Regions from separate parts of the Mus musculus genome. Here region 1 is linked to region 2. A link is a loop called in an ENCODE intact Hi-C map of the cell type or tissue named here. Cell type or tissue: left cerebral cortex. All regions are shown on one strand. Links, peaks and the distances in the headings refer to the core of each region. The heading gives the core; the rest is flanking DNA.

Region 1 (16,659 bases), core at 5,018-13,017, 330 kb after region 2:
GCCTGAGCTTGTAGACAGAGTTTTTATTTGCTGAGCCAGGGAAAATGGCAGGAGGAGAACACAGGGTGGGAGAAGGAATCAGAACTTTGATTTGTGTGATAGCTGGAATATGGAATGACCCCTCTAGACCATATACAGAAGGTTTGGTCCCCACCCCATGGTGCCGCTGGGTGTGGCAGGGAAACATTAGGATACAGGGCCTGGTAGAAGGAAGGTTGGTCATGCAGGAAGTGCCCTTGAAGGAGCTCCTGGGATCCTGGCTCCTTCCAATCTCTTTTAGCTTCCAGCAGCAGCCATGCTGTGAGCATCCTTGCCCCATCCCGTCATGCTCATGTGTCTCTTACTGAGCTTTTCTGACTTGTCTTAAGCCCCAGAGCAGCATTGCCAGCTGAGCACAGTTCCAAACCTTGGAGGCTGTCCTTTTTCATAAGTTGTCTCAGGTGTGCAGCCACAGTAGCCCTTGGGACAGGAGGAGCCAGACAGATCTATGATGCTTCAAGGCAAAAGGCTCAGGGATGTGTTCTGGGAGTGGTCAGCCAACTGGAAACATCTAAACTTTCTACACCAGAGCCCCATGAGGGGCAATGAGTGTGTCAGATGTCAGAGGAGTGACTGGGACTCAGCCTGGAGGCCCCCAACATTCAGAGATCAAGGCAGTGAGGATGCTGGCACAAAAGGGCGAGGCATGTTCAGTGAAGGATGTCAAGCCCAGGGAAGTCATCTTTAGATGGGCTGACAGTGCTTCAGAAAGGAGGGAGCTGGAAGCTAACCGACCAAGAAAAAGGCTGGTGTCCCGAGGAACATATGTGTCTCTCAGCTTAGCATACACAAGGCCCTAGATGAATCGACAGTGCAGTTTAACTTAAAAGGAGAGGAAAATGAAAGAGAGAGATAACAAAGAATGACATGGGCGTGGATTTAACTTTGGTGGCATGGTAGCGGGAATGTCTGTGAGACCAGGGCGAAAACAGTCAGAGATGGGGACTCACAGCAGCTCTTTTAAGACATTTGATATCACAAGGGGAAAAAAAAATGAGGAACAAGCTAGGATTACAAAAAGAAGGCAGTCTCCTTATCCCTGGAAATGCCCCTCCCCACCCATCATATCAGACTCTAAAGAGCAGGCCGTGAGCTTGGCAGGGTCCACACCTCCTGCCTTTCAACACTCCCTGCCTCAACACCTCCACCCATTGGCCTCAGACACCTTCAGGACCTGTTTCAACATTTCTGTGTAGCCCAAGTGGCAGAAAGATAATCAGTGCACACACCAGGAATACACCCCAGAAAACGCACACGCAGAGTGTGATGGGGGAACGGAGGAGGCTGAGGTCAGTGACTGCAGAGAACTGGACCCTACAGAATGGAGGTGTCAGCCCTTCAAATGCCCACTCCCTAGGGTTGAGATGAATGGAGAACTCTAGAGGGAGGGAGATGAGGCACAGTATGCTCTAGTCTGGGCTCCCCAAGAGGCAGACAACCAGCCAGGGATTTCATTATATAGCTTATTTCATGCCAAGACAAACGTGTAGAAGAATGGGGCTGAGATAAAGAAGAGAAGGAGCGGAGAAAGCTTGTGTGAACACACACGTTTCCTCAGTGTGCTACGGGAGCCAGCGTGGAACACCCTGGTGTTCCTCCTGAGGCAGGCAGTGAGGGCTGCCAGTATGGTAGATGTTCACTTGGCAATTCTAGACTGCCGTACCTGTTCGTAGAGCAGGTCTCAGCAGCCAGAGGAGGCTCTGGCAGACAGGGTGGGCTGGTTTGCATGGAAATGGAGAGACCTAGGAGGTATGGGCTGGACACTGGAGCCAGTGATGTGCTAGTGCACACTTGCAATTTCAGGACACAGGAAGGAGAGGCAGGAGGATTTAATTAAGGCCAGCCTTGTCTACATGAGACCCAGCCCTCAAAATGACAAAACAGGAGAGTTCAGAGACCCAGCTGCCACCCACTGCTACACAGGCTCTGAGTGCTCCCGCAGTTCCTGGTGTTCATTGTTGAGCTCCTGTTACTTGGACTGCACACAGTGGCCCCTACTCTAGGGGCATAGCGAGTCTTAGTCTGTGCAGGCCTGAGCTCCTGATCCCACTCTCTGCTTGGATGGCAGTTATTTCGTTGTCCATAGTTGTCATCACCGGTCAGAGAAATATCCAGAAGAGCCCCCCACTGGGTCCCTTGAGTTCTGAGCATGTAATCCCATAACCAGCCAATTTCCTCATGATGACAACACTCCATTGTCCCCACTGCTATGTTGGCACAATGGGCCTAATCTGATAAGGTTAGGCTTAAATTCATGTATTCCTGATTCTCATCTTTCTTCTCCTTATATCTACATCTCTCTCTCTCTCTCTCTCTCTCTCTCTCTCTCTCTCTCTCTCTCTCTCTCTCTCCCTCCCTCATTCCCTCCTACACCCCTCTTTCTCATACACACACACACACACACACACACACACACACATACACGCGAGGACGTGGAGACTACTAGTTCAGAACCTAATGTTCCAGGACGCCTGCAGTGAGTGATGACAGCCCCACCTCTCCTTTCTCTCCTTGGTTCTTCATAGTCCCAGCACCAGCTGTGAAGTGCAGATCACATCTTAAAGGACAGAGTCCCAGAGGAAGAACTACAGAGAAGGGGACTACAGAGAAGGGGACTTCATAAGCCTGTGGTCTACAGACAGGGCCAGTGAACTGGTAGAAGCTTCCAGAATTTTACTAGAACTGGAAAACTAAAAGGTCACAAGAATCATGAGAATTCTTAATTAAGCACAACTGAAAAATATAAACCCTGTAAAATCTTAACATTAGAACTTTGTGGTATTTGAACCCCAACATCTCCCCAGCTATCAACCACTCCCATGCCTAGTGCAGGAGCCCAGTGCCCAGGGGAGGAAACATGGCTGTCAGAGAACCCTATCATCCTGCTCTGGCCTGCTGCCCATTCCCTCGAGGGCCAGGCTCACTACTGAGCTTTCTCCAGGAAGAGGCTGAGTCAGCTTCCCAGGTGCCATATTTTAAACAATGCAAGGCAAATGTATTGCTTCTATAAGTCCAGCAGAAAATGCCTGGAGCAAGCTAGAGACAGACCAGATTGGCACCCGCTGAGAGATAAAGGCTTATTCTTCGGCTATGCATTTCTCAGAGCTTCAGAAGGCTCAATGGGCGTTCTCTCTTCTGGCTGACCTTGTGGTCCTCCACAAACAGGAAGTGAAGACAGGTAACATTATAAAACAATAAAGACACGTACCAGCATGCATATGGTTCACTTGCAAACACTGTTTTGTTTTTTTTGTTTTTTTTGTTTTTTGTTTTTTGTTTTTTGTTCCAGACTAAGTGTATAAGTGTGGGTTAAACTCACTGGCTGTGGGCTGGAGGGAAGGCTCAGTGGTTAAGAGCACTGGCTGCTCTTGCAGAAGACGTGGATTTGCTAGCAGCTCACAACCATCTGTAACTCCAGTTCTAGGGGATCCAGCCTCCTGACCTCTGTGGATACTGCATGCGTATGGTGCAGGCATACATGGAGGCAAACCCCTGCCCCAATTACATTTTTAAAAAATAATAAAAACCCAATCACTGGCTGCCTGCCAGGCTAACAGAATGAGCTCCTCGGAGGCTGTGGGAATCAAAGAACATGATGAGCACAAGTTTAATTCAGAAAAAGGGACCAAGGAGAACAACAGAATGGTCACAGCACGTGGCACTGAGCAGCACTGGTGAGCATCAAATGATATGATTTTCAGAGTTGTAATATTAGAATATTAAAAAAAAATTCAGCCAGGCATGGTGGCATAGCCCTTTAGCCCCAGCATTTGGGAGGCAGAGGCAGGGGTATCTCTGTGAGTTCCAGGCTAGCCTGGTCTACATAATGAATTCCAAGCCAATAAGAGTTACACAGAAAGAGCTACACATGGAAGCCAGTTTGCACCCTAGAGACATTACTAGAAGCGGTCCACATGGAGTCAGGTGTGGTGGTACAGGCCTTTCAGCTTAGCAATTGGGGAGCTGAGACTGGAGGATCAAGGGTTTGAGATTTGAAAATGGCCAGGCTGGTCTACTCAGCATGATACATCTTTTTTTTTTCTTTTTTAATGCATGTGGAGAGCCGGAGAAATGGCTCAGTTAACACATACACTGGCCCAGTGGAGGACTGGAGTCTGTTTCCCAGCTCACAATCACCTGTAACTCCAGCTCTAGAGACCCAGTGTTCTCTTCTGGCCTCTGTGGACATCTTCACTCCTGCACAGACCCACCCACAGAACGCACACATGTACACAATTAAACATAAAACAAGTCTGGTTTGTTTGCTTTGTTTGTTTTTTTGTTTCTGAAGATAGGGTTTCTCCTTGTAACCCCAACAGTCCCGAAACTTGCTCTGTAGACCAGGCTGGACCTGAACTCACACCTGCCTCTGCCTCACGAGTGCTGGGATCAAAGGCATGAGCCACCACTACCTGGCTAAAATAAGTCTTTTTTTTTTTTTTTTTAAGTTGTGAGGAAAGCAAAAAATCTGGGTTTAGTAAGCAAGACTGTATGTAGGTAGCTTATATGCAAAAGCCGAGGGCAGTACTTCTCTAAGACAGGGATTGACATGATACCAAAGCCAGGTTCAGACATCACAAACTGCGGACTAGCATCCTCATGGGTAAAAAATGTAACAATACCTTCCACAAATTACTCACACAGGGATCATAACCAGGTAGGATTTCCTTTATGAATGCAAGGATGGTTCAATACACAAACGTTAGTCAACGAGATAGATGAACTACCCTGGTTATCTGATACTTTACAGCACTACTGTTACAGCACCTTCCCACGATCACTCATTCACAGTATCCCTCCCGGACTCTGGCAATTTCCTTTTCCCTACACTCTGAACTATCTGGTCACATTTAATTTTAATTTTAATCTATTTGAAGATAGATTTAAATTTAAAATAAAACACAAAAACTGTGATCATCTCAATTTCTGGAAAAAAAGAACTTGATAAAACTATTCCCTTTTCGTGTGTGTGCGTGTGTGTGCGTGTGTGTGTGTGTGTGTGTGTGTATGTATGTGTGTGTATCACTTGACAGACTAGTAATAAAAAGGAAATTCTTCACCTAAGTGGTGCATAGAATGATTCAGAGTTTGAGTGATGTGTAGTGGTGAAAAGCTGACCCGTCCATCCCTTGAGGTCATGACCCAAGGATGTTTTTCCTTCACTGCTCCTATTCAGCATTGTATCACAAACTCCACCCTGGGCCATTAGGCAAGAAAAGGAAATGAGAAAGTACTTCCCAAGGTGATCAACAGATCAAGTGTAGTCCCTACCAATGACCTGTTTTTGCAGAAGCAGGTGAACAGATCCTAAAATTCCTGTAGAATTAATTGCAAGAGACCCTGGGTAGCAAGGGTAATGTTGAAAAGCATATATGAAGTTGGAGGGCTTGCATTTCCAAATGTCAAAACTGAATGCAATGGTCCAGTAATGCAACGGTCCACAATAGACTGTGATGGGTGTGAGGGTGGGTGTGTAAAGCAAGGGGACAGAGCCTAGAGAGCAACAACAAATCCAGACTGCATCTACATTTAACTGGTTTTCAGCAAGGGTGTTGAGATTTTTGTTTTCTTTTAAAATCATGTTAATTTTCATTTATATGTATGACTGTTTCCCTGTGTGTACCACATGTATGCCTGGAGCCTGCAGAGGGTATCAGAAGAGGGTATCAGATGTCCTGGAACTGGAGTTATAGATGGTTGTGAGCCACTGTGTGTGCTGGGAAATGAACCCAGGTCCTCTGCTCTCTACTACGGAGCCAGCTCTCCAATCCTAGTCATGACTTTTTAATTGAAAAAGAACAGTCTGCTCCAGGTAATGGGAAGAGCCCATGTGGAAGAATGAAGTTGGGTCCATGCATTGCACAGTGTTAGGGACTGCACTCAATATGCGCCAGATACCTTAGCATAAGGGCTGACTGAAATGCTCACACAGTTAAACAAAGGCGCCATCCTGGGTTTGGCCATAGTTTCTGATACCATGACCAAGGGCAGACAGTGAAAGAAATGCAGGCAAGCTGGACAAAAAGGTAACCGATATCTAGGAGAAATCACAGGCAACTCTCATTCCATATAAGGGATTGATATCTGGAATATGTAAAGAACGAAAACAGAAGAACAAACCAACTCCAAACACGAGCTAAGAATAAGCTGGGTGTGCTGCGTGCCTTCAGACCCAGCACTTGGGAGGTGGAGGCAGAGGATCCTTTCAGCCTGCAAATGAGTCCAGAGCCAGCCTTCAGTACTTGCAATACTGTCTCAAAAGAGCAGAGTGGTGGTATATGCCTGTAATCCCAGCTCTGGAGGTGGAGGCAGGAGAATCAGAATTTATTCTCAGCTGCATAGCATGTTTCAGACCAGACCTACATAAGGCTTTTGCCAAAAAAATAAATAAATAAAAGGCAGGGGTGAGGTGGGGTGGGGCTGGAGAGACGGCTCAGTGGTTGAGTGCTCAATGCTCTTACAGAGGATCTGAGCTCAGTTCTCAGCACCCTTTGTGGGTGGCTCACAACTGCTTGTACCTTCGCCTCTAGTGGCCAATCAATCTACAGGCAGCCAGGGATCAGTTAATCCTAGGACTGTAGTAAGACCTTTGGGAAAGCTGGCTAAGATACAGGATGTCCAGCCATTGCTGCTGAAACTATTATGCCACTAGGGGGTTAGAGAACCTCTCTCAGGGGAGTTAGGAGTCTTGTGAGCACAGCCAGGGAAAGCAAGTTAGTTACCTGGGCACTTGGGCACTTGGGCACAGCCACACCTGAAGTAAGAACCAGAATTTTTTTTTTTTTTTTACCTTAAGTTTGTCTATTCAAGGTTTTTTTTTTTTGGTTTGTTTTTTGTTTTGTTTTTTTTTTTTTTTTAATTGGGGGGTTGGGAATGGGTAGTGGTGGATGCCTTTAATTCTAGAGGCAGGGCTATGTGAGTTCCAGGACAGCCTGGTCTACATAGGGACAGCCTGGGTTATGCAGTGAAACGCATAGATAGATAGATAGATAGATAGATAGATAGATAGATAGATAGATAAAGTCTGGATTAAAGTAATCTGCTCATCTCCATACCTGCTATTGGCCTTGACTCTCATTAAAGTTATGTTTTTTTCTCAGTGCTCTCAAGGCTGAGGTATGAGGAACACATACACACATGCACACACGCACGCACAGCCCTTCACCTTCTCAATGAAGCCTCCAGCATCTTGTGGCTTATCTTTACACAGGTTATACCTCCTCTGTCCTGTCTGCTGTATTCCGATCTGCACTGGGCTTCCTGCTCAAACTTGCCCAGGGTTGTGAGAGCAAGCCTCACAGCATCACTGAAAAGCTTCACCCTAAACCAGAAGCTGTTTAGTCTCCATGTTCCCCATGAAGGGATCATGACAAAAACCCTTGAAGTGTGCGATGCCAGGGAGATTATATATATATATATGTATATATATATATATATATATATATATATTGCATTTATTATCCCCTTCCATACATTGGCATCCTTTGAGATCAAGTCTTTTGGCCTGTATGTCAAAAGCACACAGCCCGAGGCTTCAGACTCAAGGCCCACACACCCAGCTCCCCTCTTCTACTCCTTGAAGATGCCTTGTGGAAAAGAAGCCACAGCTGTGCCTTTTCTTCCCCCACGGAGAGGGAAGTTCTCCTGGGAGGAACCGGAGTTGCCTGGTTCACAGTTATCTTTTCGGTATAATAAACTTTAGAATCAGTTTGTCTAGTGCAGTAAAATCCTGGGTCATTAGGCGCTTTGCCATTGCTTGGCTATCTCTCCAATAACTCTTTGCCAACCTTAGCTGGGAGCGGCTGCCGATAAGAGCACTGAACCCAGAGCTTGGAAACACGGAGTCCTAGGCCCAGGTTGGCCATTAACTATGGACGACTCCAGGTCTCCACCTCCTGTCTCCGAGTGCCTTTCACCACATCTTGGATATATCAGTAGAGTCTCAGTAGAGTGGTATTTCTCATTATTTTCCAGTAGGCATATACTTTTTAGAAATTAAAATTAAAAAAAAGGCAAAAGTGACACCCTTTCATACCCACCGGTCACGCAAACATGGTTCCTCATTATGGGCCTTGGGTTCTTAGTTTCTGCTGATAATATCAGATAGGAAGTCACAGCACAGTGCAGGTCCCATGCTTCCCTAACAGAGAAAGCTTGCCCAGTACTGTGTCTTGGAAAGTGTCTTTGTAAAACAGGCTTTGGGGAATATTAGGTTCAGGATCTGTAGACAATTATCAACTTGAAGGTGTTCTTTTCCTTTATGAGTATATGTATACATGCTCTGTGTGTGTATGTGTGTGTGTGTGTGTGTTTGTGTGGGTGTGTGTGTGTGTGCACACGTGCTCAGAGGCCAAAGAGGGCATTGAATTCACTGGAGCTAGAATTACAGGTCATTATGAGCTACCTGATATGGACTTTGGGAACTAAACTTGAGTCCTCTAGACTCAAGTGTAATAAGTGTTCTTAACCACTGAGCCATCTCTCCAGCCCATAAGAAATTATCATTCACAATGTATGGGTTTTTATTGTTGTTGTTTGTTTGTTCATATTTATAGTCTTTTAGTTTATGTGTTTGAAATGTTTGTATACACCTGTATGTGTGCCACATGCATACAATAGCCAAGAAGGACAAAAGAAGTCTCCTTGGGCTTGGAATTACAGACAGTTGTGAGCCTCCATGCAGGTGCTGGGAACTGAACTTGGACCTTCTGCAAGAACAGCAGGTGCCTTTAACCACTGAGCCAGCTCTCCGGCTCTAAGGGAGTGTTGCTTTGACTTAAGACTGTGAGATTCAGAAAATGCATTCAGGATTCTGAACAACAGAGTTTCATGGTCAGTAAAGTTTAGAAGAAGTTCAGTTGCAATTTACAGAAGGCCACTTTGTAGAAATGAGAGTCCCCATGTGGACAAGAGAGCAGAGCTTTGGTCAACAGCCAGTCAATGACTCAGAGCCAGATTGGGCAGTTCTGAGCTGAAATGGGTCTGCCCTTGTCTGGTTGTGCTGGGCAGTTGCTGCAGTGTGCCTGGGCTGTCCTAGACTTACTTACATACTTTTCTTTATTTTGAAACTCTTTAGGTTTCCCGTCTGGTAGCACCAAAATGCAAAAAGCCTATTAATAAAGTTCTGTGGAGACTCTAGACGCAGAAAACTAATCCCACATTGTCCCTGAGAAAGGTAAGAAGCAGAATGAACTAACAGTCATTTTCTTGCACATGCCAGAGAGAAAACTAATTAATTCCTTAGCAACCCTTATGATCAATCATAAAAAAAAATGTGATTGACGCCTGTGTGTGGCACATTCTGTACTATCTTAATCTGGCAGAGATTAAAAATGCCCATGGAAAAAGAACAAATAGATCCACCTTCTTTTCTCTTTTTCACACTTTTTTTTTTGAGACTTACAGAGTCTTACTCTGTAGCCTAGGCTAGCCTCAAACTCATGGCAGCCTTCTGCTTAGCATCCTCCTGAATGCTGGGATTACAGATGTTACCACACTCATATCAATATCCTCATAGTCTACCACTGTGCTCATATATGGGTTTCATATACGGGTTCATCCACCATACATCGATGAGGCCTCCTGTGGCTGAAATCTATAGCCAGAATGATCTCATAGGCCACTGGAATTCCTTTCAGATTTCAGAGTCATTGGTACACACAGCCCTGCCTGATGAGAGATATTTGTTCAAATGCATAGAGGGTATCTACCCTTCTGCTATGGTCGGAATGCCTATCAAAAACTCACTCATTTACTAGCTAGCATAAGAAGACTGAGAACTGGGACCTTTAAAAGGTGCCAGGGATTGATGATGAAGTAATGTGAGTAGGTTAATTCTCACAGGATGGACCTGCCAGGGGTGCAGTCTCTTGTTCTTCCATCCTGGGCATGCTCGCTGTCAGTCCACCTTGTGCACTTGCCAGATGGTGCCTCCGTGGTTTGGAATTTTCCAGTTTGGAATCTGGAGACAAACTTTTGGTTTATAAGTTACCGAGTCTGTGGCATTCTGTAATAGTAGCAGAAATTGGACTGAATCTCTGTGATTCTCATTCCAGTCTCTCTCTCTCTCTCTCTCTCTCTCTCTCTCTCTCTCTGTGTGTGTGTGTGTGTGTGTGTGAGAGAGAGAGAGAGAGAGAGAGAGAGAGAGTCTGTGAATTTCTCATGCCCCAAATCCTTTGTCCTCATGCCCTGCAGCAGGGGGGAGGCACCTTTAGTTGTGTGTGTGGCATCAAGAGATTAAGTTGGAGGATCTCACCTACTTGAACTACATACAGAGCATCTCCTGCCAGTTTGCTCCTTTGCAGTCTGAGGTCAGGAGATTCTGGAAGGGGGATCTTCCTGTCAGCCACTATCCTGGCTCACTGGCAGGTGACGTCATCAGAACAGCCTCTCCTCTGGGGAGCCATCAGTGAGCTGTGCTTCCAACAATAATGCTGTGTTCTTCTCTCCCCCTCCTCAGCTCTGAACATTGTGGCCATTAAAAATAATGGAGCTGTGACATTTTTTTCTCTAGAATAACAAAACTTTGTTAATGTGTCTCTTTTATTCACACACTCTCTGCCACACATTCCTGTAAAGACCGTCCTTCAAATGCCCACAGAAAATGCATTTTCAATTCTTAACATAATTAGCTGGCTTCCTGAAGGAGGGAGAGCAGCATTTATGGGCATAGATAAATCATATCCTTGGCCAAGTACCCTCTTCGGGAACTCAGGGCAATCTCAGGACATGGCTCCTTGTGTAGTCTCAGACACCCCTGCACAGAGATCCGAAGGTCACCGAGCAAGTCCAAGGCAAGGCACGCACTAAACCCCAGGAATCTCAGACCTCCCAGTGCGGTAATTGATCTTCCAAGACAAACATTTGTCTTGCTAACTGTAGTCCTTGCTTTGGAGGCTGAAGATTATAGAGGGGGTAGGGGCTGGTTATGAGTGTAGAGATTAATTGGCAGAGAAAGCTTTCAAACTTCTAGGGAGGGACAAGATCAATGAGCTGAAGAGAAATAAAACATCTTTTTAAGAAATATCCTGTTCTCTTACATTGTTTCAATTCTTCATGCTCAGTTTCTTCTGGAGACATTTTTTTTTTTTTTGAAGTGGGTTTTTGTTTTGTTACTTTGTTTTTCCTTTTTGTTGTTATTGGGTTTTTTCCCCCCTGCCAAGGTTATTTGATTGCATCTCCAACTTAGATTACTTCTTGGGTTGAATTTGACCGTTGCTCAAGCAGAGCAGTCTCGGGTTTATCTAAAGAAAACCGGCCTGAAGGCTGTGGAGTAATGAGAAACACAACCAGAAAGAGCCGAGATCCCGCACGTTCCCTCTCTGCCAGAAGGGTACGGTAGAGGACAAAGGCTGAGGTCGTGGGACACTGGTGGGCTTGTAAGCTCTGAGGGGAGCCACCTGGCACTTGAGCACACTCTGCTCCACTGCTTCTAGTCTTTAGGGTAGCATCTCACCTGCAGTGTAGAGAGCCAAGCAGCTTCCCAGCCCAGCTGTGTATTTGCTACGTGATGCTAGCCAGTTAAGCAACTAAGTCCTAGTGTTTCTCAGCCAAGCTCCTGTTAACGTGCCAAGCTCCTTAGGGACCAGACCCTGGGTTCCCAGTGCTCAATAGGTAGGTGCTCAGTGCCTATCAGCTCATCGAGAATGAACTGAATTCAACGTTGTCAGAGGGGTTGTAGGATCAGGGAGAGGGTTATATGAGAAAGGAAGAGTTAAAGCGGAGGCCCAAGCCAGGCATGGTGGCATGTGCCTATGTGTGCTTGGAGGCTAAGGCAGGGTGAGCTACTGAACTTGACCTCTGCCCAGGCAGCATAGAGAGGTCCCCGGAACTCCACTGAAGCACTCACATCCTCAGATTCTTCATTTCATTGTCAGACCAGGAAAGAGCCTGGCTGTTGGACCCGGAGCTGTTTGTCCTGCAGATGGGGAAACGGGTTCTTCATTTATCGTTCCACATGTATCCATGAGGCGCCTGCGGTCTGAAGGACGCATCAGATGGAGACATTCTCCATGCTTAGGAAGTTTACATTCTGGCGGGAGGAGACCCTAAACACGGAGACAGATATATATAAACAGAGATGGTTTACAACACAGAGTGCTGGGAGAAGACGAAACAGGTGATGTGGGCCGGCAACACGGCTCAGCAGTAAAGGTGGCTGCTGATAAGCCTGAGGACCTAGCCTCGATCCCTAGAACACACATATTGGAAAAAGTCTGACTCCTACGAGTAGTCCCCCTCAACCCCCCCCCCCCCCACACACACACACATAGAAAGACAGAGGGGGAGATAGACAGAGAGAGACAGAGAGAAAGAGAGACAGAGACAGAAACAGAATTAAATACATGTGAAAAGAAAAATAGATGATGGGGCCTGGGAGTGGTGGGAGTGGAGTGGTATGGCGGGCTGGAGGAGTGGCCAGGTAGGACCTCTCTGTGGAAGCCTTCCCACTTGGGTTTTGATTGACAGTTCTGAAGGATTCAGGTGAGATTATACCTGTTTTGGAAGGAGACCCACCAGAGTGATATGGAATCAGCAGTGTGCAGTGGCAGGAGGCACATGGTGCTGATTTGTGGGATAGCTGGGTTAAGGAGGACTCCACCTCGCTGGTCTACTCTGCCATCGGTCTCCTCTCAGTAGTGACTATGTCGCTTGTTGGGAGAAGAGGTGGCGTTTTTACCATCCATCTATTTGGGCCCTAATTCATTTTTACCATTCATGGGCAATTGCCTTTATCTTTGCTTCTCCTTGGTAGTTGTGGGTTAGCCAGCTTTCTGTCACCTGAAAAAATATCTGAGAAGAAAGGATAATTTTAGCTCATGGCTTCAGAAGTGAAAGTCCATGATCACTTGGCCCCTATTGCTTTGGGCCCATTGTAAGCTATGATCTCATGGAGGAGGCATGTGGCACAGACAACCCGTTTGCCTGCTCCACGGTAGAAAGAAAGCAGAGGGATGGGCCAGGTCCCAACGTCACGCCCTCACTTTACTAGGTTCTTCCCAATGGGTCTTGCTTCCTAGAGTTCCCACGGCCACCCAATGGCACCGTAATCTAAGGCCAAGCCCCTTACCCACATGGGTTTTGGGTGCCCTAAGGCTCACTGAACCAAATCTCTACTCTAGAAGTTGGTATTTTACTGTGAGAAGGAGTTTTTGTGTTCACACTTCTTTCTATAATCATCTTATAACTACAAAATCACAGATTCACACATTAATAGTTTGTATCACTACAATCAGATTCATCTAAAATCAGACCACTCTTTAAACTGGCTTCTGGAGCTGGCATCACCCTCATTTTTGAAGTTTCCTTGCTTTGTGTGTATGTAGGTGTGCACACACGTGTGTGCATGTGTACAGATACACTTACTTGCAGGCGGGTATGGAGAGGCCAGAGGATAACCTCAAATGATATCCTCAGGCACAGCCTGCTCACCTATTTTTGAGACATTCCCTCACAGGCTAGGAACTCCCCAAGTTGGTTACGCTGGTTCACCAGGGAGCCCTAGGGATCCAGCTGTCTCCGTTTACCCATCACTAGGATTACAAGCGCACGCCACCATGTCCAGCCTTTTAGAGTGAATACAGGGATCAGATTTAAGTCTTAGTGCTTACAGGGCCATGCACTTTGCTGACTGGGCTACATCCGCAGGTTTTCCCCTGCTCTCTGACGTAGTAGGATGTTTCAAGATTCTCTGGTTCTTTCTTTGCCTCAGCCCTGGCCTGAGCCTTTTCTCTACCAAGCCTGAGCCTTTCAGTGTGCAAAGATAATTAAGATGTGAGACCCAGGCAGGCCAGGCTCTTCTCCCAGTGTTTCATGGCTTCTGAGTCCCTCAAGACAGGGATGAGAGACATCTCAATTCCTAACATGTATGAATCACCAAGAACAGTTGATCCAACAGGTCTTGTTTGCTAGTGGGGATGGCACTGGGAATCTGAACTCTGACAGCTTCGGGGAATTCTTGTGCTCCCGACCCACAAGACAGGTTGAACATGAAGGATGGAAGCCAGTACTTCTCAGAACCTGGTAGGCATGTCACCTCAGAGCTTGTTTAAATGTGTGCTCCTGACTCTATACCCCAAATTGCTCATTTGGTATCTTAGGAATTGGGAAGGAGGTCTTGCTTTGCTATTGTTCTAAGCACATTGAGTTTCTAACACATCTCCAGGTACTGTTGCTGCTTCTACTGACCTGAGATTGCATTTTGAAAAACACTCATCCAGACATTGGCTCTGAAAGCGGCTACACACTAGACTTCTTAGAGGAGATGTTTTACTCTTTTGTTTGTTTGTGTTTAAATATCAACCCAGAAGGCTCTAGAAACTGTGACTTAGTTGGTGTAGGATATTTTGATCATCAAGAATTTTATGAACTTGGCAAGTGGGGCTGTTGCTCAGCACAACTGGAGATGATTCTAAGGGGAGGGAGGGTCCAGTGGGAAGGGACTTAGGAGGCACTGAGCCTGACCTGTGTGAGGAATAGCAAAGCAGCCAGTGGGTTTGGTTTGAAGGAGGAGAGGAAGGTGAGAAAGGCAGGTGGGGTAAGAGGTGGGTGAGATGGGCCATGTATCTGAATGCTGCTCCAGTGGTCTGGGGAGCCTGGGGGTCGGCAGCAAGCTGGGCCTTCTGTCTGGAGAGTCTTTACTCCAGTCAATCCGAGGCCAGCTATCTTTTTACCAATCTTGGATTCTCCCTAGCGATGTGCGGCTGTGATGAAGGATGAAGGTGCTCCACTGTTGCAGGATATTTGATCACAGTGTGAACCCTGAGATTGTTTTGTTCACTGGAAAAACCCGTTTCTAGTTGTAGTGTGGCTCGATCTTAGTACACACCTTTAATTCTAAACAACGAAGAGAAAGTTAGTTTGTAGAAGGAAGCACCCATATTTGAAAGTGAGAATGAGAAGGTAAAGACAGAATGAGCCAGAGAATGAGAAGGAGCCAGAAGATTAGAACAGATTGCTAGAGTTAGTTTGAGGCCGAGTAGGGCAATTCAGTCAGAGACCAAGAGAAGCCAGATTCAATCAGTCAGCTTGGAGAGGAGTTTGAGCCAGAACAGCTGAGTTGAACCAGTCAGCCAGAGCTCAAAAAGAAATAGAAACAGTGAATTTGTTCAGCAGTAAGTTTCAGAAGCTGAGACATTCTAGGCCTAGCTAAGATTGTATGGTTGCTAGAAGCTTCTAGGATTAGGCCTAGGTTAGCAGATTGAGGCAGTAGGCCTTGGAGACAACAATTAGTACAGGTAAATAAAAGTTCCTTTTACACGCCACAGCTTTCTTCTCATATTTTGAATACTGCCCATGGATTTGAAACCTTTGAAAAAGAAGTCTAGACAAAGTAATAAAGTACTGTGTTGTGGAACAGGGACTTGGCAGGTAGGGGACATCTTCAGTCATTCACAACAATGTGAGTGCTTCTACTTATACATTGTTAAGATGGTACATTTTATCTTATGCTGTGTGTGTATATATGTATGTGCACATTGGTAAAATGGTGTGTGTGTATGTGTGTTTGTGTGTATTGTGAGAATACAGGTGCAGGCCACCAGAGCACATGAAATAAATAGTTTGGGACAACTATTTACTTTGACAGAATGATTCCTTACATGAAGTTCTACACGTGGCTTACCTACAAAGCAGGGCATCTGGGCTCCAAAGACATGATTGTTTGACATGCAGCATGGCAGAAACATCAGCCCGAAGAGCAAGGCCGGCTGCTTTGATCCCTCCTGCAATGGCTCTGCCCTCTAAGGATATCGTGCAATCCAGTGTGCTTGAACTAAACCCGAGTGTTGCCACACAATTCTCTCCACATCTATTTTGACTCTGGCAGTTGCTAACCTTGCTTCTAGGAAAAGGTGGGGGTGGGGACCCCTGTTGGTGAGACTCTACTGTTCTGAGCATGTGAGAGCGCTGGCTGAGCGGAGGCAGGGATGAGCTGCTCCTGGGTAGCTTTCAGCAACACTCCTGGGCCCTGATAGTTGGCAGAGGCCTGGCACCAGCTCTGTCACCCTGCCGTGAGGATGACCTGCCCTTTCCCTCCGTTATTTGAGCTCTGGGCCAGAGCTGATGGTGATGTCATCGTCTTGTGATGTTGTTAGGTGACCTTGGTCATGAGGCTGGTTCTGCTTGTTTCTCTCACACCTGACAACTGAGATGAGAAAAGCATTGCTGGGAACCAAAGAGGGAAAGACGGAGGACCCTGCAAGGGAGAACTCTGCCAATCCCCAAACCCTAAGCACAACTGCCTTGGATCCAACCTAGTTTCTAGTGGTTCTAGGCCTGGAAAAGCTGTAAAGGAAAAAGAGAAGAAGACATCAGTGAGGGCTGGGCGCAGTTCAGTAACAAAGCACTTGGCTAGCTCCTATCTTATGAAGGAAGAAACTGGATTGAAGGGACTGAGTCTAGTGTTCAGCTAGTTGTAAATGCAAGGTTTCTTGTCTCCTCATCTGTATCCTTACCTTGTAATACAAATGATGGCTCTCGGGTATCTTTCAATCTCTCTAAACCTGTTGAATCAATAACAAAGTGCCCTTAGGTTGGGAGGACAGCACAAATGAGGACATTCAGGCTGACAGCAGGAACAAGAATCTGCTCAGTAAGATGGCAAAGTCTGGCCTTGAACTC
Region 2 (16,659 bases), core at 5,388-13,387:
AATCTACCAGAGCCGAGCAGTGGTGGCACATACCTTTAATCCCAGCACTTGGGAGGCAGAGGCAGGCAGATTTCTGAGTTCGAGGCCAACCTGGTCTACAGAGTGAGTTCCAGGACAACCAGGGCTATACAGAAAAACCCTGTCTTGGGGGTGGGGGGTGGGGGTGGGAATCTACCAGAAATTTAGAAATTACATTAAATGTTTTAAATCATAAAACAAGAAGAGAGGGCTGGTGAGATGGCTCAGCAGGTAAGAGCACCCGACTGCTCTTCCAAAGGTCCTTAGTTCAAATCCCAGCAACCACATGGTGGCTCACAACCATCTGTAACAAGATCTGATTCCCTCTTCTGGTGTGTCTGAAGACAGCTACAGTGTACTTACATATAATAAATAAATAAATCTTTAAAAAAAAAAAACAAGAAGAGAAACTGGCTTTGTATTCGTTGATGTTATTGATTGTTGTGACCAAATATCTGACAAGAGTAATTCAGGGGAAGAAGGCTTATCTTGGCTTATAGTTTGAAGGGATAGAGTCTATCGCAGAGGGGAGGGTATGGTGGTAGGTTGCTCTATCCCACAACTCCAAGCTCCATCCAAACTGGGACCCTTCACTTCCTTGACCAGCTGGAAGGGTTGAAGCTATTCTAGGGGCACTGTGCCCCTCACTTTGGCTGTCAGATGACTGAAGCAATGGATCCTCAGAAACTGTAATTTCCCCAGTGAAACTCATGCTGGAAGAAGAAAAGAGCTTGACTGGGGCTAGAGAGAGAGCTCGGTAGTTAAGAGCACTAAATGTGCTTCCAGAGGACCTGGGTTTGATTCCCAGAACCCATACAGCAGCTCCCAACTATCTGTAACCCTAATTCCAGAGAATCTGAAATGCTCTTCTGACCTCTGCAAGGCACCAGTCCTGCATGTGGTTATATAGACATAAATGCAGGAGAAATACCCATAGACATGAAATTTTTAAAAAACTAAATGAAAAAGCCTAAAGCTTGGGCTAGCTAAGCCAGAAGCCGTTCTCCTGGGAAAAGGTTTACAGGCCACCCTGCAAGAGCGTAGAACTGAGACAAGGATGGGAGGGCTATGCCTTGACCAGGACTACTTAGCAATGCATAACCCTGGCCCTCTACGTAATCCGTACCTTACCTCAACAGTCCAAAGCCACACCTGAGTCACTGGACCTCAGTCTTTCTCAGTGTAGCCACATTGAACAAAATCTCCCTTTTCTTCTTCTATTAATTTTACTCTTTTAGTTGGCTTTTCAAGGATGAGTGGTTGCACCTGGCTTGTTGGGGCACAGGGTGTGATCCTAAATCCAGTAACAACATGCTGGTGGAATTGAAAGTTAAAAGTGGAGGGGAAGTAGATCCCAGATTAAAATAAAAATGACACAAAGCCCTCCTCACGGTGATCCACTTCCTCCAGTGAGGCTACCTGCCCTAAAGTTGTCATGACTTTCTGAAACACACTATCAGCAAGGGACCAAGTGTTCAATCACAGGAGAGTATGTGGGACATTTTATATTCAAGCTACAACCAGACTGCATATGGAAACAGCTGTGTGCACATCCCTCAGAGCTGTAGGTGACAACAGTCTGTATGGTGACACTGCATACTTGACAGTGAGTCTCACGGCTGCTGGGCCCCAGGGGTGTGCTGTGGGTGGCAGGTGGATTCTCTTTTTCCTTTTCATTCCTGTGGGATATGTACTGTCTATGAAATCTTCTATTGGTTTTAAATTAAGTGGGGAGAGAGAGAAGACATCTAAAACAGCCATCAGTCCTCTCTTCCCCAGGAGCGTGGCTACAGCCAGGCTCCTATTCAATGACCTGCAGGGGTGTTCCAGCAAGGAGGCACCTAAGGACACACTGCAGGCCAGCCTCGCCCATTGCAATCAGGGCTGCTGAGGCTGCTGCTGTGAGATTCTAATTGGCTGTAAAGTCTCCAGGCTTAATTGAACCCAGGAAGCATTTTAGCATCTGAAAACTATGTTTTATACATATTCTGTTTCCCTGAAGGAAAATTGTGTCTCCCCTCACTTGTCCAGCATACAGAGTCCTCACCTTTGTTCCATCTCTGACACCCCTGACTCTAATACAAATTATTCAGCAGTGGATGAATCAGCTGAGTCCAATGTGTGCGAAGAGATTAGGTTAGACTGAAAAAAAAAAAAAAACCTGGGTTTTCAACAAGGACACAGGATGAGACAGAAGGCAAAAAGATAAGAGAGGGGCCCTGGATGGCAGTGCAGTTGACCTTCATGAGGGTCAGGCAAAACTGTCAGTGTCATTATGGCCCCTCAGGGGGCGGGGGCTGTCACTGTTCTTATACAGAAGCAGAAAGAAACACAAAGAAGGCAAGTGTGTATACAAGGGCATACAGCTTGGAGTTGAACTCTACTGGGGAAAGGAAAAAGAATTCAGCCTCTTGTCCCCAAATTATTTCTGCAGAAGGACCTGTCATTGGCTTACTCCAAGTTCCTGCTGATGGCTGGCAGTCCTCAGCTTTCCTGGCCTTACAGCCATCTCTCTAATCCTATCTACACATCCCTGTGTATCTATCTTTGCATGACTGTCTTCATGTAAAGACATTGGCTATGTGGGATAGAAAGCTATGTGACCTTCTGGAATCCAGGTGACCTCACTTTAACTAATGACATCTACAGTGACACTCTTCCCAAAGAAGGTCACATTCTGACTTCATTTTTGGACTTACATTTTCTTTGTTCTGGGAGGAAGGCCAGACCAGGCCCCACTACCTGTCTTGAAAAGAATCACTTAAAGCCCACAGCCCTGGTGAGAAGAGGGGACCTGAGACCCATGACTGAGAAGCAGGGCTGTCATCCTTAAGAAATAGCATCACTGAGTGGCAGAGAGGCTGGCTGAGGGGAGAGTTGGACAGAGGAGGTGCCTGGGCCACTCCGGTCAGGCTGCTGGGAAGCAGGCCTCCCCTTTGGGGCAATCAGTGCATGCTGCGGCCCTTCCCCAAGATCAGGGTGTGTCCACCAGCTTGTCACTGTAATGAGTGGCAAAGACAACCAACTTACAAAGAAGAAAGGTTTATGCTGGCTCATAGGTTCAGAGACTTGAGTCCATGGTTGGCTGGCCCCGTTGTTACAGACCCATAGTGATGAAGCATAGTATTGTGGGAGCAGAAGGTAGCTAAGTGTTTTTACCTAATGGCCAGGGAGGGAGGGAAGGGGAGAGGGGAGAGAGAGGAGTGAGGAGAGGAAGAGGGAGAGAAATCAAGGGTTCCCTTCAAGGGCACACCCTCATCACTTAAGGACCTCTCACTAAGCTCTGCCACTTCCCCAGAACACCACCTTCAGGGCCTCTGGGAGATTCCCGATTCAAGCATTAGCAAGGAAACACACCTTGGTGAGATCCACATCTGACCACAAGTAGGAGCTGAAATGGTGACAAGAAGAACACCGGACACTGGGGACAGTCATAGTGTTGACTCTGAGAATGTGCTACAGTGTAGGGCCAGGGCAGGGGTGGGGGGTGAGGGAAGGGTTCCAGGCAGATGAGGGACAAACAGACAGGAAGGTGTCAGATGGCCACTACAACAGAGAGGACAATGTACCCAGCAGGAGTCAGGAAAGTGCTTGTGTCTACCTCCTGGTGCTTTGCAGATCATCCTGAGGCACTTCAGTGCCTGTCCTGTGTAAGGCAGGAGCCATGGAGAGTGGTAGGCAGGGGAGGGATGTGGTGGTCTGACTTAGCGATTAACAAGATCCCTGTGCTGCTGGGCTGGCAAGGTCTATTTTCTAATAACGGGGACGGTTCCCTAATAATCAGACGGTTCCCTGATAATCAGAAAGAGAACCAAGCCACCTGTATTTTAAGTATAGGCATATGCCTCCATGGCCAAGCAAAACACCTGTGAGTCCTCTAGTTGTGAACCCATGGGAGTGTCTTCCACATGCCAATCAGTGGGCAAGTACTTTCTTAAGTGTATTTTAAAATATACTATTCTATTCTAAGGTTTCAGATTTATAGAAGCATTTGAAGATAGCATGGGGAGTTCCTACACGGTCCTCGGTCACTTCCCTGTGTGGACATTTCACTGCAGGACCTTTGTCACATGCAGGACCCAACCTTTATACGTGCTGTCAACAAGTCTGTTCTTCCTCCCCATTGTTGTTCATCCAGGCTGCCACACTGTGTTTAACTTCAGTTTCCTCCCGTCAGAGTTTCTCAGACTGTATTAGTCTGCTTTCTGTGGCTATGACAAAATACTTGTGCTAATTGACTTATGAGGGGGGAAATATGCATTTGGCTCACAGTTTCAGAGGTTCTGATGCATCTTTCTTGGCTCCATGACTTTCAGCCTATGATGGTGCAGTTCATTATGGTGTGAACAGGTATCGAAGTAGAGGCAAGAGAGAACTGGAGTCCTTGGAACTAGGGTTACAGATAGATGAGATTACAGACAGTTGAAAGCTGCCATATAGGTGCTGGAAATTGAACCTGGGCCCTCTGCAAGAACAAGCACTCTTATGTTAAGCCATTTCTTCAGCCCTTGTGGTTTGGTTGGTTGGTTGAATGGTTGGTTGGCTGGTTAGTTTAATAGTAGATTCTTCAATTTAGATTTTCTGACTTCCTTAGAGCCTGACTAGGATGAGTTGAAGGGAGGCTATCTTAGAGCCTTCACCCTGAAAACATGCATGCTGCTATTTGTGAGAGGGAACCTCAGTGGTCTCTGCCAAGTTGCTCTATTGAAAGTCACTTCTCCACTTGCTCTTTCTTCAGAAGAAACTTACCTATAGCAGCCCACTGTCAAGTGGTGCTTCATGTGAAGGATTTTATGATTATGTGTTTGCTTGCTTGTTAGTATACACACTGTGTGTATTTAGGAGCCCCTAGAAGCCACAAACAGTATCAGATTCCCTGGAATTGGAGTTACAGGGGGCAGTGAGCCACTATGTGGGTGCTGGGGATCAATCAGATCAGGGTCCTCTACAAGAACAGTAAGTGCTTTTAATGGTTAAGTCATCTCTCCAACACACATTTTTACATTATAAATTGACAAATAATAACATATTTATAGGATATGTGGTGTTTTGATGTTATTGTACAATGTGTGATGATTTTATCAGGCTCATTAACAAATCTGTCACCTTGCTTATTGCTCTTTTGTGGTTGAAATGTTTAAAATCTCTTCCTGCAAAATCCAAGAGCTTGCTGCATCAGTTTTGGCTCGGTCACCACTGTGCAGTACAGTGCTGGACTGCATCCCTCTTGCTCAGCTTAAGCTTGGTGATCTTTGATAAATTCCTCTCCATCCCACCCTCGAGCCCCATCTGTAGGAACCATCAATCTTCCTGTGCTTTGGTTCTATGAGTTCAGCTTTAGATTCCTCCTAAGAATGAGACCACGTGGCCTCCTGTTTCCGTGCCTGGCTTGCTTCACTTAGTGTAACTCCTTCCCTGCTCAGCCATAGTGTCACAAGCATCATTCTTGTAAAGGCTGCATTGTGTGTCTGCACCACATTGTTTGGTTGTTGTTTTAGATAGGCTCTTGCTAGGGACCCCATGTGGCTTTGAGGTTGTCATCTTCCTGACTGTCCTCCCAAGTTATGGGATTGCAGGCATGTGCCACCACTCCTGTTTTGAAATTCTCTGTTCATGTGTAGGCTCCTTCCATCCCTTAGCTAATGTGAAAAATTCAGCAATGAACAAGAGGAAATTTACAACTAGAAATGTCCACACCAAAACAGCAGGCAGGAAAGAAGTTCTTAAATAAACAATACTCTGATCCAGGAATAGTGGCCAATATCTTTAATTCCAGTACTCAGGAGGCAGAGGTAGGTGGATCTCTGTGAGTTTAAAGCCAGCCTAGGCTACAAAACAAATTCCAGGCCAATCAGGACCATACAGTGAAAGCCTGTCTCAAAAATAAAATAAATGGAATTCTACCTCAAGGAAGTAGAAAAATTATAAAAGCAAAAAGTCCAAATCAGTAAAGAAAGACTGATAATTTTGAGCACTGACGAATTTTATTTAAATTTCTTTTTTTTTTTTGGCTCTTTCTTTCTTTCTTTCTTCTCTCTCTCTCTCCCTCTCTCCCTCTCTCTCTCTCTTTCTTTTTGATAGGATCTCTTTATGTAGCCCTGGTTGTCCCAGAACTCTTTGTGTAGACCAGGCTAGCCTTGAACTTGCAGAGCTCTGCCTACCTTTTGCCTCTGCCTCTTGCCTTCTGAGTGCTGGGATTAGAGGGGTGCCCCACCATGCCCAAATTGACTCATTTAATTTGACAAGAGCCACCTTAAGGCATATCACTGTCCCTACTTTACAGATTAGGGATCAGGGGCTCAAGGAGGTATAGAATCCCTCAATGCCATAGGGGAGCATTCACCCATGCTCTGCTGATGCACCTAAAGGCTTGAGCTCCTGGACAGATCTCTCCCCTTTCTCTTTCTTTGCATCTTCTTGCTGAACCCATCCTCTCATATCCAGAGATAGAAGTAATCTGAGTTCTCTGTGGCCCCAGTGCCTGAATTGAGACTGACTTGATAAGAAGCCCCAGATCACATCCTTTTTGCAGACAGGAGCCTCGGGCCTGAGTTATTTATTGCCAAGGTCCTGATGCCCACTTTAATTTCCTGGCTAGTCTAGATGGATACAGATCTAGACAGCAAGCTAGGAGACAAGACTGGGGTGGGGGTAGGGGACTGTGGTTGTCACAAGGATCATAAGGACAACAGCTTTCCTCCTGGGCTCCTCATGAGAGAGACATGCCTGGAGGGCATCCATGCCTGAGGACCGTGACTTGGGGAGGAAGGCAGCCAGGGTCACAGTGCTTCGGACTGGGAATTTATTAATCCCATGGTACTAAGAGAGGGAGACCACCAGGGATGGCACCCTCAAAAGAACCCATGCACGGGTGACTATATCTGTCTAATGTTCACCTTGTGAATGTCAGTGCCAGTCCTGGGAATCAGGCCCATGCCCTTCCTCCACGGTTTCATCTATGTTGGCCTTCAGCACAAGGCCATCGCTCAATTCTGGCACCACGCTCTTAGGCTTCCCAGTCCCCAGAACCATGATGAGAGTAAATTTCTGCTGTCAAGTATTTTGATGTAACAATGGAAAAAAAAAAAACAGATTAAGAGAGGGAGCCAACCTCCTCCACATTTGCTCTAGCAGAAGGTCCCCACATCAGAGTTAGCCACAAGCTGCAGCCTGTGCTATGTGCAACTGGCCTCAGGATTGGTGAAGTGTCAGCTAGAGGTATAAAGCTAAAAGCCAGAAAAAGACTGTAAGTGTCTTTACTATCCGGGTGGAGTCCCAGCATGCCACACTTAACCATGATGCTTCAATAAAGAAATGCTTATTTCTTCTTGTGTGTGCAAGAGGTCAGGAGGTCAACCTCAGCTCAGGCCTCATTCCTCAGGAACTACCTACTTTGTTTCTGTTGGTTGATTGGTTGGTTTTAGGCCACGGAGAGATCTCTCCAGATTCTGGGTCCTGGAATCTGAACTCTTGGCCTCTGTAGTAGCAGCCAATACTCTCAGTTGCTGAGCCATCTTTCCAGCTTTTGACTTTTTATATATATATATATCTATACTTAGGTTCTGGCATCCATCTTGGGACCTCATGTTTGCAAGGCAAGCATTTTACTGACTGAAGTCTCTGCTTCATGAATACTAGGATTAAAGGCATGAGCCACTATGCTGGGCTTCAACTTTTTGTTTTTGTCTTTGTTGTTTGTTAGTTAGTTAGTTTGTTTGTTTGTTTGAGATAGGATCTCTCACAGGCTTGGAACTCATCAATTAGAGCAGGCTGTAGCCAGTGAGTCCCAGGGATCTGCCCATCTCTGTCCCTCCAGTACTTACCTCACCATGCTTAAGTTTTCTTTCCTTTTTAAAAAAATATTTAGATTTTGAAAGGTTATATTTATGTGTGCTTTGCGTGTGTCTAAGTCTGTGCACTATGCACATGCCTGATGCCAGTGAAGGTCAAAAGTGGGCATCAGATCCTTGAAGCTGGAATTAAGGGTGGTCGTGAGCCAACATCTGGGTCCTGGAATCTGAACTCTTGGCCTCTGTAGTAGCAGCCAATACTCTCAGTTGCTGAGCCATCTTTCCAGCTTTTGACTTTTTTTTATATATATATCTATACTTAGGTTCTGGCATCCATCTTGGGACCTCGTGTTTGCAAGGCAAGCATTTTACTGACTGAGCATCTCTGCAACCCTGAAATGCTCATCTCTGTATGGTGCAGCTTGTGGATTGATAATCCAACTTGTCTTTACCATAACCCTAGTAGGGCAATCCCTCTGAGAGCCCCATCTGGCAAACGAAGAGGATCAGAGAGGCTAGGTAAGTAACCCAACATCACACAGATTACTAAATGTGATTAGAGGTTGTACTTACAACCAGGTATGTCCAACTCCACTGCCTGGGTTTGTTCTATTTCTTTTCCTATATAAGTTCCAACATCTTCCTGAGTTTGTTTTAAAGGACTGGGGAGAAGGCTTATACTTTACATGACAGTGCCTGCTGTGAAAGAATGAGGGCCTCACTTTAGATCCTCCTTACACCCATGTAAATAGCCAAGGGTGTCACCATGGTTCTGTATCTAGAGGTTGGGGGACAGAGATAAGCATGCCATTGAAGTTAACTGGCCAGACTACTTAGCCAAACTGATGAGCACAGACATTGTCTCAATCAATCAATCAATAAGAGTGGGAAATAATCAGGAGAAGAAACCCATTGAACTTAGGCCTCTACATATATATGTCCCCACATGCATCTGCACTTGTGTGTACACAACACCCCCTCCCCGACACACACACACACAGCTTACTGGGTACAGTGGCATACCATACATCTTGTTCCAGCACCCACTGTGCCCATTCTCCGGAGGCAAGAGGATTACCTGAGCATTGGGAGTTTTTCACTACTGTGTGCTATAAGCAAGAAGTATCCACATTAAGTGTTAGTAGTGGGACTGTGCCTGGGAATAGCCAGCACACGCCACCCTAGACAACATACCAAGACCCTACCTTTAAATATTAAATGTGGGCAGGAATAAAGCTTGATTGACAGACCCCATAAACTAGGCACAAGGGTGACTCAAGGCCATCCTCAGCTACACAGAGAGGCCAAGGCTAGCCTGTGCGACTTGAGATCAAAGAAAAGGAAAGGGGAAGGAAAAGAGGGGAAAGGAAGAGATAAAAAGAGAGGAAAAAGTTAAAACCCATCTCTCTCCTCCTCCTCCTCCCCCAGGTCTGTGTTGGGTAACACACGCCTTCTAGAGCAAGCACATATTTAAGCATTCCCAGGGCACACAACATCTGCTGCTGTATGCTCACCCTTCCTCTGCAGGTGCGTGGTTATGAGTGGGTGAGACAGTGTGGCAAAGACGCTATAAATGCCATTGCGATATTCACACCCAACTGTCTAAGAACGAACAAGCTTTGCAGAGCTGAGGGGTAGACGCACCGTCGTCTACGCATCTGGCCTGGGAAACTGTGTGGCTGTGTTGAGCCCTGTGTGTATGTGTGGCGGTCTGTGGATGTGAAGGCACACTCGTCTGTAACTAACTTCCAGTGAGAACACAGGAACCTTGCCTGGAGGAGCTGAGGGGTGACTCACGAACAACAGGCATGATGGTGACATTGATGGCCTGATGACTTTCCTTCAGATGGGGATGCTGCTTCCTGTTACTTAAAGAAAAAAGCCTTTGTGGTCGTTTAGAGAAGAAAACCAAAACTAATTGAAACTCTGCCTCTTCCAGGCTAGAGTGAGACTCATTAGTGGGGAAGGTTATTTCATCAAAGAAAACAGGCTTTCCCTGCATGGAATCAGCACAGAGAACTAATTCACACCATCGATCCTGGATGACGGTTATGGTCCCAAAGCCTGTGTTCCTCAAATTCATCATCTACTGAAATTCTTACCCACTGTGTGACTAATCACTCCTTTGGTGTGATAAGTACTCTACAGAAGCCCAAAAGACCATCACCAAGCATAAGGAGCTTCATGGAAGTCTCTATGCCTTCCTTCCCTGGCCCTTTGAGAGAGTCGCCTCTGATGTCCTCAGTGGAGGCTCCTAGCTACCCTTCTACCCAGTTGCCCTGAAGAGGGACAAGATGATGAGTGGGCATAGGCTACAGACAAGCCCCTGAGGGCCAGATCAAAGGATTCTGTGGACATTCCCATTCCCCTTTCTCATCACAGTGCCCTGGTTTATTCTGAGGAGCCATGACTTCCCATTTAGGTTACAAGGCTAGGAAAGAGAAAGCTTGCATTATGGAAGCTGAAGTTAGGAATTGTAGAGAAAAGTAGTGCCAAGATCTGTGGACTGAAGAAGAGTTCTGCCACCTTTTAGCTCCCTAGCGGCAGTAGCCTGGAGATTGCCCCCATATGCACTGTGCATTGAACACAGGAAACTCACAGCTTCCGCTGTCTGCGTCTTCCTGGTAAATGCTGTGGTTCTGCCTGTCTGCATTTCTCCCTCTGCAGGGACACTTAACAACACAACCCAACACGTGGGGGGGAAGCCTGTGCAGAATGTTACTGTGGTAGACCCTGTGTTACTCAAAGATCAGCATAGAGCACCTGCCCAGCACACATGAGGAGGCCCAGTGCCTCAGACAAAACCTCTCACCACACAAAGCCAGAGCGAACAAGACAGGGACATCTGTGGGTGGCCACCGTGGCTTCACTATGTGGCTACAGTACAGTTCTTTCTACTTGCTTGCTGAAGAGACAGGCCACTACCTTCATTCCACTTCTTGAAATGCACCTGTGCTCATGGGCTGGGGAAAGGCAGAGAGAAGAACATCTGGATTGTTCCTAACTTTGCCTTTGAAATGAGACTTCAATAATACTTAGACGTACCAGCTTCTCACAGTCAGTTAAAATGTGACACATAGACTGAATGGGTGAGACCCCCGTGAATGAGGATGGGACAGATGACCACCCTCTGACCTCTCTCAAGTCCAACAAGTTACTGTGTTTACTTGTCCACTCAGAGCTCTCTTACTGGGACCATTCTGAGCATGGAGACACACACCCAGAGTGTCTGTTTCTTGGCACACATGCAATGCACCACACAACCCCAAAGGGCTCTCTCCAGGTTACCTGCCTGAGGCATCTCCCCATCATAGTAAGTACCTGGCTCTCGGCTTTCAAGTGACTCATATCAGTGTTGAGTTTGGGGTAGAGGACAATGTCAAGGACTATCTAGTTAGTAGAACAATTGGTTCATATATAGGACCATTTACCACAGGCTGGTGTAGTGTGCCTGGGTCCATGGAACATTGTCTGGAAGCTACTATCCATGGGACATCCATACAGTCTATGTGGGACAGGGAAGAAACACAGGCTCTCTGGCACACTGATCTTCCTCCCCATTCTTCCTCCTCTCTCTGTTCAGAAGCAGTTTGAAAATCAGCTAAGAGTAGTGGCACCAGAGACAGACCGGCCATTTCCATATGTCCCCACTGGCTTCCCTGTGCCCACTACCCGGTGCAGTGGGACTTTATGGCTCTTTCTGTCTAAAGGGAGAATCCCTCTCCACCTGACTATGATATGACTTCATGGTTTACTTTGGTGGGAACTATAGCGTCCCGTTCTGAAGGAAAGGCACATATTTCCTATCACTTTCCATGACTCTACTGCTAGGGGGACGTTGGAGGAGAGCTTAGGAAACCCAACTTATATCCTGAAGAGCTGGGTCCAACAGCCAAGCTTTGTCTCCAGCCTGGGGCAGCACCATACACTTGGAGTGGTTCCACATGGATGTCCATTGAACAGCTGTTTCTTCCCTTTGTGCACCTGAAACATTTCATCCTGATCTTGTTGAAAGCAGTGAGAACTACCTAACCTGTGCTGCCTTCCAACTCCAGGAGGCTCTGGCTCCAGCCCCGGGTACATTCATTAAAAAACAGAGGAAAACAGCAGAGAAGAGAACATAGCCCTGACCCTGCCAGACTCACCTGCCATGTGGCTTCCTCAGGCCTTGAAGCTACCTCATGGCCTCTGCCCCTGGAGTCCACCGATACTAAGCACTTGAGGTGGCCTGATTTTCAGAATCATGCTCTACTTTCCTCCAGAGAATGGTTTGCCTGTAGCTTGGGAGAAGGAAAGGCCTCCTCAGCCTGTGCCCACCCACTGTTAGACCCCTCACCCTCTTCAAGCCACAGAGGCCTGCCCATCTGGCAGTGCCTGAGGCTTCCTTCTCAATGCTAGATTTGCTGGCCAATTACCACCCCTGTGGAGCAGATCCAACCAATGGCTTACAACAGTTGGGGTACATGCATGCCAGCTCTCTCAGTGTTCAAGTAGAACAACTCTCTGATGCTTCTGCCTGGGTCTCCTTCTGCTCCAGTTGCTCAGGCAGTGTGTGGGCCCAGTGCTCTGCACCAGCTGCCTGCCCTCTGTTCTCAAGGCCTCTCAGTGCATTGTCCTCTCCAAATCACAGCTGAGAGATTTCCTATCTCTCAGAGGTGAACCTCTGAGGACAACCAAAGTAAGAGGCATATTTCCACAAGGCTCAAAGAGAGTGTGGTGGTATAAATGAGAATGTCCCTTATAGGTTCAGATGTTTGAATACTTGGTCTCCACTTGGTGACACTGTTTGGGTAGATTTAAGATGTGTGCCCTTGCTGGAAGAAGTATGTCACTGGTGGTAGACTTTGAAGTTTCAGAGCCATTCCTACTGTGTTCTCCCTCCCCCTACCCGTACCTGGTTTTTTTGTTGTTGTTGTTGTTGTTGTTGTTGTTGTTGTTGTGTGTGTGTGTGTGTGTGTGTTACTTGCAGTTTGAAATGTGAGCCCTCAGCATCTGTTTTCTAGAACCATGCCTGCTACTTGCCTTTATACTTCCCAACTATGGCAGACTCATCCCTCTGGAAGGGCAGCTAAATAAAACCTTGGTCATGGTATTTTATCACAACAGAAAAATAACTAACACAAGGAATTCTAGAACCTTCCTCCTGTCCCTTGAAATTGAGAACCCCCTTAGCAAACCATCAGAAAGTCCCAGAACACCAGCCCCTCTGCCCAACAGCACAGGGCTTCAGAGAGAGCCTGCCAGGGATTAGCATTCTGCCAGCTTTGTCACCTGGAATAAGAGCCTCGACGTCACTGGACATTGCTCACTCATCCAGATAGGAGTTCTACCTGCACCCAGCATGATGGGCAGATTCTATGAGGCCTTTTCACTGACATGGATACTGAGATAACCTCAGCTTGTGACCCTCCAAATGTCAGGACACATTTCTTAAGACACATTGTCAGACAAAAAGATCTCTGTCACATTCTGCTCTGATTTACTCCTTGGGTGACCTACACAGCAAGCCAATTGCATCAAAAGTAGTTTAAAGGCCATTTACAAAACTCCTCATCTGCTGGACTGGAATGATGCTCTGGAATGACAAACTAGAAGGACGCATGCTCCCTGCATAGCTGGAGGAGAGACAGACACAAGCCATAGTTATGGGAAAGGTCTCTAAGTAACTTCCCTGTGGCCCCTGTGGGGCCTGGGCTTCCAGAACACGACCTCAACTTGGAGTCCCTCTGACTCCAGCAGTAACCATGTGATCCCAGATGAGCCAATCAGGCTGCTGATTCCCCTAGTCACAGAAATTGGTGTTAACATCAATGTATGACCCAGAGTGAACCAAAGATACTCAATCCTGGAGTTTTGTTGGGCTTCTGGGGACATGATGACTTTCAAACTGGAATCAGGAAGGCAAAGTGAAACCTGAAATGGTTTCTGGAGTTTCTGAAGGAAAAACTACAGAAAAGGAAACAGAGTCCATTCTTAGGTAGAGTCCCAGCAGCACAACTTAAACCTTGGTCTCAACTCTTGTTTTGGTTCAAAGCTGATTGCTCCCCAGAGCTCATGCCTTATGTATGATGAGTTCAAGACACAAGGCAAGCACAGGATGAGGTTAGCCCTCATAGGCAAAGGAGTTGAAGACTTGTGAACAAAGAGGTTTCTGACCCAGGTGTTGAGGAGTGGAGGAAAGTTGGTTCTGTAGGGATCAAGGCAGGGAATCTCACTAGAGGCTGTGACTGTTGAATATAAAGCATCCCTCTAAGAGACTCATGTGCTGGAAGCTTGGACCCCTAGTTGTAGGTATGTTATTGTGCATAGTGTAAAGAAAGATTACCCTTGTATTATTCAAATGCTGACTTCTGTGCCCCCACATCTGGTTGCAAAACACTGCTCCCCAATTATTTCCTGATTAGTCAATAAAGAAGCTGATCAGTCAATGATTGAGCAGGGGAGAGAATAGTGCTGGACTTCCTTCCTCACAGTGAGAGTGGGAAGTGGCGGGGAAAGAGAGGGAGACACCCTGAGAAAACACCTGGAGCCCAGAGAGACAGATCAGTACTGAAATGCAACTATCACTAGGATTTTGACTGGGAGGTAGCCAGATTAGTGTAGAGGATTAAAATAGAGTAATACTGCTCAGTTGTTGTGCCCTTAAAGCTTGTTAAATAAGTATAAATAGTCCGGTCTCAATTATTTGGGAGCTAGCTAGCTGGGTTAAGGCTACAACAAATATTTATAAAATCGCCAGTAACACCTGGTAATGGAACCAGTCATTGAAAGGTAGTGGGATCATGGGGGCTCTCATGATCAATTGATCAATCCATCAATAACCTGTGGCATTACTGGGAGGTAGGAGGAACTGAGAGGTGGGATCTGGTTGGAGGAAGAGGTTACTTTGGGGATTAAAGTATATAGTACCTAGCCCCTGTGCACTCTCTACTTCCTTGTTCCAGTGAGGGAAGCACTTCTGTTCCACCATACCCTCTCTGCCATGACAGTCTGCTTTACGTCAGGCCCAAAGTCCTGAACAAGAGACCATAACCTTAAACCAAGAGTTAGAAGAAATCTTTCTTTCCTCTATGTTTTGTTATGGTGACAGAAAGCTGACCAACACAGAGACAGGGTAGATAACCTGACAGAGACCTAGAGGTGGGATCTGGGAGTGTTTTTTAGCTCAGCTGGAGCCCTGAAGATGAAGCAAGGGCATTAAAAGGAGCCAGACCCTGGGAAGGTAAATGCCAGGCTATGAGGGTAAGCATCAGGCAGGTGTCTGTTCATGCTAAGTGAAAGAAAAAGTGGAGTTAACTTTGTTGGGTTAGGGCCCCAGAGAATTAATGAATATATGTTCCCACCACCAAAAGGTAGATATTCTATAGACTTATAACAGAAAATTTCAGCTATAAACAGGCAAGGAGCATAGACTGAGGCTAAGGGTTAGCAAGCTAGTTATATGGCTTACCTTAGTAGCTAGCCTAGTTAGCTCTAATAGTCAACTTGACACAGCCTAGAGTCATCTTAGAGAAAAATCCCTATTGAGGAGTTACCTAGATCAGATTAGCACGTCTATAGTCTATAGGGGATTGTCTTGATTGTTAATTGATGTAGAATGACCCGGCCCACTGCAGGCAGCACCATTCCCTAGGCAGATGGTCATGAGCTGTATAAGAAAGCTAGCTAAGCATGAATCTGTGAGTGAGCCAACAAAGTAGTGTTCCTCCATGGTTTCTGCTTCAAGTTCTTGCCCTGACTTCCCTCAGTGATAAACTGTGACCTGGAAGTATAACCCAGATAAACCTTTTTCTTGCCAAGTTACTATTGGTCAGAGTGTTTTACCATAGCAACAGAAAGGAAACAGAAACAATAGCAGACCTAATTAAACATGAACAGAGAGCATTCATGTAGGTGCTGTGGGAGGAAGGGGTGAGGGAGGTGTGGAGACACCTTGTGCAAAATAGAACAATTCTCTGAGGCAAGCAGGAGTCCTGCAATGCTAAGACCATGCTCCTCAGCAGTTGCTGGGGACACACTGCTAGGAAACTCCCTCTGGAACAACTTTCATAGGTCTCATGCTTTAGTGGACCCTCAACATTGTCCTTCCAAAGCCACCCAGTTCTCCCAGTTGCATGACAGTGGTACTTAAGCACTTCCTGACTCTGCCCCTTTAATTCAACTAGATATTAACAGGGAAACCTTGCAGACCGGGACTCAGAGTAACGCAAAAGCTTTGAGTGGGTTGCTTGAGGCCAAAAAGTCTGGCTGTGCCTGGCTTGCTCTGAGGTCTGAAACTGGCTGGCACATTAGATATATGCAGTCACAATGCCATCCCAGACCCACTGAGCCAGGAATTGCTTTAAATAAATCCCAAGGGACCTGTGCACACATCCACATTTGAAAAGTGGCACTGGTCTCCTCATTGCATGGAAGCAGCCAAACAGAAAGAAGAGTACCACAAACCCGACTGCAGTTGGGTTAGGACAAGAACATTATAAAGAGTTACAATTCTCTTCTGCACATTCCAAAATGGAGTTTATGGCTTTCATAATGAAAAAACCAAACACTTAAAATTGAAGAAAGTCGGAACCACAAAATTATATGATATTATAAAGCTAGTAAATTATGAAATGCTTATTTGTATTTAAAAAGTAGGTCCATTTACAGTTTGTTATTGCTTTTTTTGTTTTAATTGTTCTTTCTCTGGCCCCACCCCCATCCCTTTCCTTCTCTCCCTCCCTCCCTCCCTCCCTCCTTCTTCTCTCCTTCCTCTAAAGCCTGAAGCTTGGGTGCTTTTGAAGGCAGCTTGGGCCCTGCTCTCCTGAGACTGGTCAGAACGGAAAACTGTGCTCTTCCCACACAGGGCACA

Evidence for each region. Peaks named below come from ENCODE experiments on the same cell type or tissue, not always from the same donor. Only the 100,000 strongest peaks of a DNase experiment are listed, where the experiment ranks them.
Region 1: it touches region 2 in a loop (2.6-fold over the local background); 11 of 42 quality-filtered maps call a loop at or near these places.

What each region holds. Positions count from the first base shown.
Region 1 is chr6:91,527,756-91,544,414 of GRCm38, reverse strand. No RefSeq gene overlaps it. Among named protein-coding and RNA genes, the nearest start is that of Lsm3, 20 kb to the right of the region's middle. In left cerebral cortex, for the core only: no CTCF peak of the experiment used is centred there; no DNase peak of the experiment used is centred there.
Region 2 is chr6:91,858,604-91,875,262 of GRCm38, reverse strand. It overlaps a transcript of Ccdc174 not described here. Among named protein-coding and RNA genes, the nearest start is that of Ccdc174, 11 kb to the left of the region's middle. In left cerebral cortex, for the core only: no CTCF peak of the experiment used is centred there; a DNase peak (open chromatin) is centred at 9,361.